Linked DNA regions of Mus musculus: region 1 is linked to region 2. Evidence: chromatin loops called from intact Hi-C (ENCODE). Cell type or tissue: left cerebral cortex. All regions are shown on one strand. Links, peaks and the distances in the headings refer to the core of each region. The heading gives the core; the rest is flanking DNA.

What was found. A loop is a pair of places that touch in the nucleus more often than their neighbours do. Peaks named below come from ENCODE experiments on the same cell type or tissue, not always from the same donor. Only the 100,000 strongest peaks of a DNase experiment are listed, where the experiment ranks them.
Region 1: it touches region 2 in a loop (2.5-fold over the local background); 2 of 42 quality-filtered maps call a loop at or near these places.

The regions. Positions count from the first base shown.
Region 1 is chr13:90,087,876-90,090,794 of GRCm38, reverse strand. Xrcc4 (X-ray repair complementing defective repair in Chinese hamster cells 4) reads left to right here and starts at 1,187. Exons shown (of 8, transcript NM_028012.4): 1 at 1,187-1,298. Tmem167 (transmembrane protein 167) reads right to left here and starts at 1,128. Exons shown (of 4, transcript NM_025335.3): 1 at 1,012-1,128. The coding sequence starts at 1,014. In left cerebral cortex, for the core only: no CTCF peak of the experiment used is centred there; DNase peaks (open chromatin) are centred at 1,172 and 1,650; H3K4me3 peaks cover 1,981 bases; H3K27ac peaks cover 1,340 bases.
Region 2 is chr13:89,778,010-89,780,928 of GRCm38, reverse strand. The region is part of intron 1 of Gm4117 (a long non-coding RNA gene); the gene reads right to left. It overlaps LOC108168105 (a long non-coding RNA gene), which reads left to right and starts at 2,119. Exons shown (of 3, transcript XR_001781016.2): 1 at 2,119-2,246. In left cerebral cortex, for the core only: a CTCF peak has its summit at 1,494 (motif pointing left); a DNase peak (open chromatin) is centred at 1,492.

The DNA.
Region 1 (2,919 bases), core at 154-2,653, 310 kb before region 2:
TTTTGACCAAGAATATACTATCTGCAGTACGAAGTAAAAAAAAAAAAAAAGGCTTTAATGGACTCAAATTCAGTATCTTCTAATCGTAGAATTTGAGGTCTAGTGGGGGTGGGAGAGTCCTGGCTGATTTTGAGATGATAACACAACAAGCTTTCTCTAGAAATATAGTTATAAATGGCTTCTAAACCCACTGAAGTGATAGTGAAGGGAGATTCCTGCATTTACCAGACTACTGAAAAGATGCATTCATAGATCTTTAAAAGTTAATTACTAATGTTTACTTTACTCAGGGGCTTTCTGTTCCTTGTCCTGACCTTTGTTGTTGTTGCTATTTGTGATTTATAGTGTAAGGTTTTCTGAGGTTTAAACTATTAAACAATCAATAATAACACGCATAGGAACTCCCAAAGTGAGTGGTGGTCTGCGAGTAAGGCTCAAGTTCCTTCGAGACAGTAACTAAAATCATTAAAAACATTCGTTTGCAAAGAAGTGTCTTTAGAATTGAAAAAACGATGAGGGAGGGGCCCTATCTCGCCATTGATTCCACAGGTAAAACGGAAGCAGTAGTATCTAGTGTTAAGAAAACCGGCAATCCATTAATTACTGCAGAAAGATGCAGGTTGGGTGACACAGGGAACACATAAAAGAAAGGGGAAAGGGGGAGACTGAGACTCCAGCGTTTGAAAGTGTATATCCGTCCAGATATTTGTAGCAGATGGCAATCGGCTTAGTGGAATGCCACCGTAATTCCACACTAAACAACGCAGCAAGTCGGCCTCTTGGCGAGGGGCCGAGTCCACCACCCGGGTTCTTCCTAGGACTGTTGGCCTGATGCTCCGGGATGTGCATCGCGGCCGCATGACTCCCAGCCTGTGCACCCTCGGATCCCCGGAGAATCACGCTAGCGCCAGGGCTCCCGCGCCCCACAGCGCCCGCACCATCCCCGCCGCCCCGCACGAGCCGCGGCCCCGCCGAGAAACTCAACCGCGGCCAGGAAGCCCAGGTTCTTACCATAGTGAGGCCGGTGCTGGTCCAGCCACATCACCCTTCCGGGCCGGGGCGGAAGAGGATGCAGGCCCGCTGTGCTTCCCGCTCGCTCCAGCGGTCCGGTTGGACCTATCGCGGCGCCTCCGCCCATGCCGCACCATTCAGACTCCGTGATAGGCTTCTGTTACCGGAAGAGGTGGGACTTGGCCGACGACTCGCAAACCACGGTATTAGCGGATTCTCTCATTGGGCGCATCGGTTTATCTCTGGCGTCCACAATTTTTAGAAGACCGGAAGTGGAGTACTGAGAGGTAGGGCCCGGAAGTGGCTGTGGTGTCTTTCCAGAAGCAATGCATTTTTTCCCCCCTTTCTATGTCAACCTCCTGTAGTCCCTGATTTTAGCTTTAAAGCTGCGCAGTGCGTGCTTTTTACCCTGTCTGTGACCCCCTGAGCCTTTTGTAGATGTAAGGTTTTCCCAATGTGAGCACCTGTTGGGCTCCTTCCTAAGTGTCTCTTTCTGTGTCACGTGGAATTTTCAGTCGTGAGGGACTCCTTGGAACTGTGCTGAGCTGCTCTGTGGTGGAGACTTGGATTTAAAAGGCTGCGTCCAGTGTGATGACCCACCAGCCCCTCCCGCCAGCCAATGCTGGCCTTGGCTGGCCCCCTCCTTGTTTGCACACTCTACATCCGGGGCTTAGACGTTCTAGGCCGTGGGGAGAGGGAAAGAACTCTGTGGTAGCTACTGGAAAGGAACGGCCCATTCCCGAGGGGATTATTTGGCTAGTATAAAACCAGTGGGTGAGAAACGATTTCACCTCTAGTTCTCTTTATGAGTTTTGTAGATACGGGGAAGATGTAATCTGATGTGTTCAATTTTATATACATTCTTGGAATGATTCTGAAGTCGGGCACTTTCCCCACTCTTCCAAGTGTATCAAAATTATGGAAATCCTGTGTGTTTAAATAATTGTTTTTTTCCTTTAGTCAGTATGGCTCTAGTATTTATTCAGAATGTTACCCATTCTTTAACTTAATGACCTAGAAGAAGTATAGAAAGCTTTAGTGAAGGAAACTGATGTGATATGTTAATTTCTAACCATTATTTAGCTGAATCATGAGAATCTAGTACTTATGGCAACACAGTACTTTTACCTAGTGCTATGCTATATGTGATTGTGTTTATTACTGCATTGTCATCCAAGATTTTATTTGAAATTATTACTACATTTTTAAAATCAGTTATACCCAACTGCTAAACCTGTTGATCAAATACTCAAGTTCAGAATCTGCATCTTAGTGGTATCAGGAGACTGCAGGACAAGGGATTTCTTTGAGTATTTGAATGGGGGACTGGGGATTAGGCCAATAGGAGAAGTGATTGTCATTGAATAGTCTCAAAATTGCTTTGTGTTATACTTACTATTTAAGTTGACTAACCATGAATGTTTCAAATGTAGACGTAGAAAATATGTTCTGAGCTCAGTAAGTTTGGGTTTTACAGTAGTGAAAGTGTTGGTAGATGTTATAACTGACTCTATTCATATAAAGATTGCTAGGTCCTACTGTTTGACACTTCAGGTTGATGTTTCTGTATGAGGTTCTGGTCCAGGCTCTAGTAAAGAGGCTAAGGTTGTTTAAGATGGTAATTGGTTTGTTGTATTTATGGGCAATTTAGGCCATAGTTTCTTATATATCTCAACTTTAGAATAGAGGCAATTAACACTTTTCAGTTCTTTGTTTTTGTTTTGTTTTGTTTTTCGAGACAGGGTTTCTCTGTATAGCCCTGACTGTCCTAGAACTCATTCTGTAGACCAGGCTGACCTCGAACTCAGAAATCCATCTGCCTGTACCTCCCAAGTGCTGGGATTAAAGGCGTGCACCACCACTGCTGGCAACACTTTTCAATTCTTAAGTTATCCATAGAAGTACATA
Region 2 (2,919 bases), core at 104-2,603:
AGAAAGAAAGAAAGAAAGAAAGAAAGAAAGAAAGAAAGAAAGAAAGAGAAAGGAAGGAAGGAACAAAGAAAGAAAGAAAGAAAGAAAGAAAGAAAGAAAGAAAGAAAGAAAGAAAGAAAGAAAGAGAAAGGAAGGAAGGAAGGAAGGAAGGAAGGAAGGAAGGAAGGAAGGAAGAAAGAAAGAAAGAAAGAAAGAAAGGAAGAAAGAAAGAAAGAATTGTCTTTAAAGAAGTCATAGAAAGATGCCATTTGTCAAAAATCCCTTCTGAGACAGCATATTCCTAAAAGTCAAAATCCGTGGTTGGGTTCCATTCTCCCTAGCAACTGCATAGTATTAAATTAGTCGGCTGCATACAAATGAGGGGCTGAGATCTGGCCTCTCAAAGTGAGGCACAGGACAGACCCACTGCAGTTAGTTTTAAAAGATCCAAGGGGGATCCTGGCGGAATATGCTAAGTTGCTTGATTTATCAAGGCTCAGCACCCTTCTGCAAAGTAAAACCTTTTGTTATGTTGAAATACTTTAGATTGTGTGTCAGTCTTCCCTGGGATTCTAGTTCCTCTCCTAACCCACCCAGGGATGCTCTCATCACCTAGTCTTACCTCTGGTGCTTTGGTTCTGTCAGCTTGTGTAACTCAAGGTTAATCCTGGAGGGAGCATACTTCTCGAACAATATCATTTATGGTTTCTGTTTTATGGTACACTGGTTCTTTGTCCTTATCTTTGCCTTGCCTGATTCCTTGGCCAGCTTCTGAACTCAACCCTCCTCCTAAGCACACAGCCTTGCCTTACTTCTTCCAAGACCTACTCTGGCCTTGTCGAGTGAAACAATCTATTCTGATCCTCAGTTAGATAGACATCATCACAGTCCAGTGTGTGGTTCAGGTTATCTGTTAGTGTCTTTCTCCAGCTATACAAGATGGACCGATTTTTCATAAGTCTCTTGCTGCACCATCTTTGTACTTGGAGCTCTTCAGAAACACAATACAGTGTGATTTTGATTTGTTGCTGGCTTTGGTTGGTTGGTTTGATTTGTTGATTCTGGAATCGAACTTGTACCCTTGGTCATACTTTGTAAGGCCTATCATTAAGTTGTAGTCACAAAAACTTTTAGCCTGAATTGGATAATTGAGGTGGCAGAGTGGCTAACACTGGTTCCCAGAGATGTTACTAAGTGCATACTAATCAGGAACACACGCCGAAATGATCTTTAACATGGCTTTCAGTTCCCTGTGTCGGCTCTGCTTCAGTTTCAGTCTCTAGATTGTGAATTCTCCTGAAGTGATTGGATTCGATTTTCTCACAAGAATAAAGATGTTTATTGTTCTCCCTCCTATTAGAAAACATGATTTAAAATACCTTTTTTTTTTTTTTTTTTTTTTTTTTGGTAAGGGGTTTCTATTGGTTTTTGCACACTTCCCCAAATGTCTCCTATTAATGGGAATTCTGTAATTACAAAACCAATCTAAGAGGTGAAACGCCACCTGCTGGACATATTTGCTGGACATGTTCTCAGACAGGTCTAAGGCCCTAAGAACAAGAGAGCTTTGTTCTTTGGCCGTGAAATCACACTGTGGTTTCTCCTCCCTATACTCAAATCTCAACTTTGTAACTGACTTTCCTGTCTATGAATCACACACACACAAAAATGTTATTTGTTAAAATACAACATATTGATTTGGACCATGTTTATTTGATGTCTAGCTACTTGTTTCACATTGGCACTTTGAGGGGAAAAAGATAATTCCACCAAAGTAAAACTGAGTGGTTTTAGTCTCTTATCAACTTGGTTTGAAAGCAATCCTTGAGTATTAAGAGACACCTTGGCTAGACAGTCAGACAAGGGATAGGAGAGTTCACACATCATGGAGCAGAACATACATTAAGTCCAACCTTTCCTCTAGTTCCTACCGTTGGCTCAGCAGTTTTTAATTTGCCTTGCTTCAGAGAGAAACCATTTAGAGGATAAGCTGGGGCTCTGGGTTAGCAGAGTTATTTTAGTGTGAAGTGGAATCTTTGTCCGGATAATGTTTTCCCTAAGTTTAAGGAAATTTAAATGACCTCCACTTAAAAGGAACAAAAAGACATGATTATGCTTGGTTTTCTTTCTCCACCTCAGAAAAAAAAAATATCCATCTATAATGTCTACTAAGGTTCAAAGAAGCTTAGGAGAAGGTGGTCATGGTTAATTAATGAAACAACAAGAGGATTGCTACCAGCCTCCAGCCTGCTTAGGATGCCTCTAAGGTACTTTATTTAATTTTCACAGAAGAAACACATTCATTTAGCCAAAGCTAATGATTCTTTCCAGCAGCCCCAGGTCAGCCAGCTATTCATATTGTAATTTCATCTCTGTCATTCTGTATTTCGGCCTCTTCACAAACACATTTTTCCCCTTTTCATTAGTTTTTCTCTGCCCTAATTGCCGTCAGTCAGCTTAGGACATTATGATATTTCAATTTCTGTTTCCTGTGTCCACCAGCCTAATGCTTAATGTATTTGCTCCTTTGCCAGTTTTCATTTAACCTTCCTTTTTCAGAGACTTCTTAGGACATCTCAAAAACTTTGAAATCTCTCTGAACATTAAAAATAATTCCTTTACTGGAATAACCACTCAAGTTGAATTTGCCCTCCGCCCCCGTCTTCCCCCTTCCTCATCGATGAGATGCACCATCTCCTTGACCTCTATAAACACTGGTGTTCATATACAGACTCTGGTTAACTGAGACCCTCACAAGAGTCCATGAAAATTTCTAGCTACTGATCCTTCTCCTTCTCTTCTTGAAAAGGCTTAATAAGCTGGCTTTCCTTTTTCCCCCCAATAATTATTTTTTATTCACTTTACATCTCAATTACAGTCCCCTTCCCTCCTCTCTTCCCAGTCCCACCCTTACAAATCCCTCTCCCTTTCCCCCCTCCT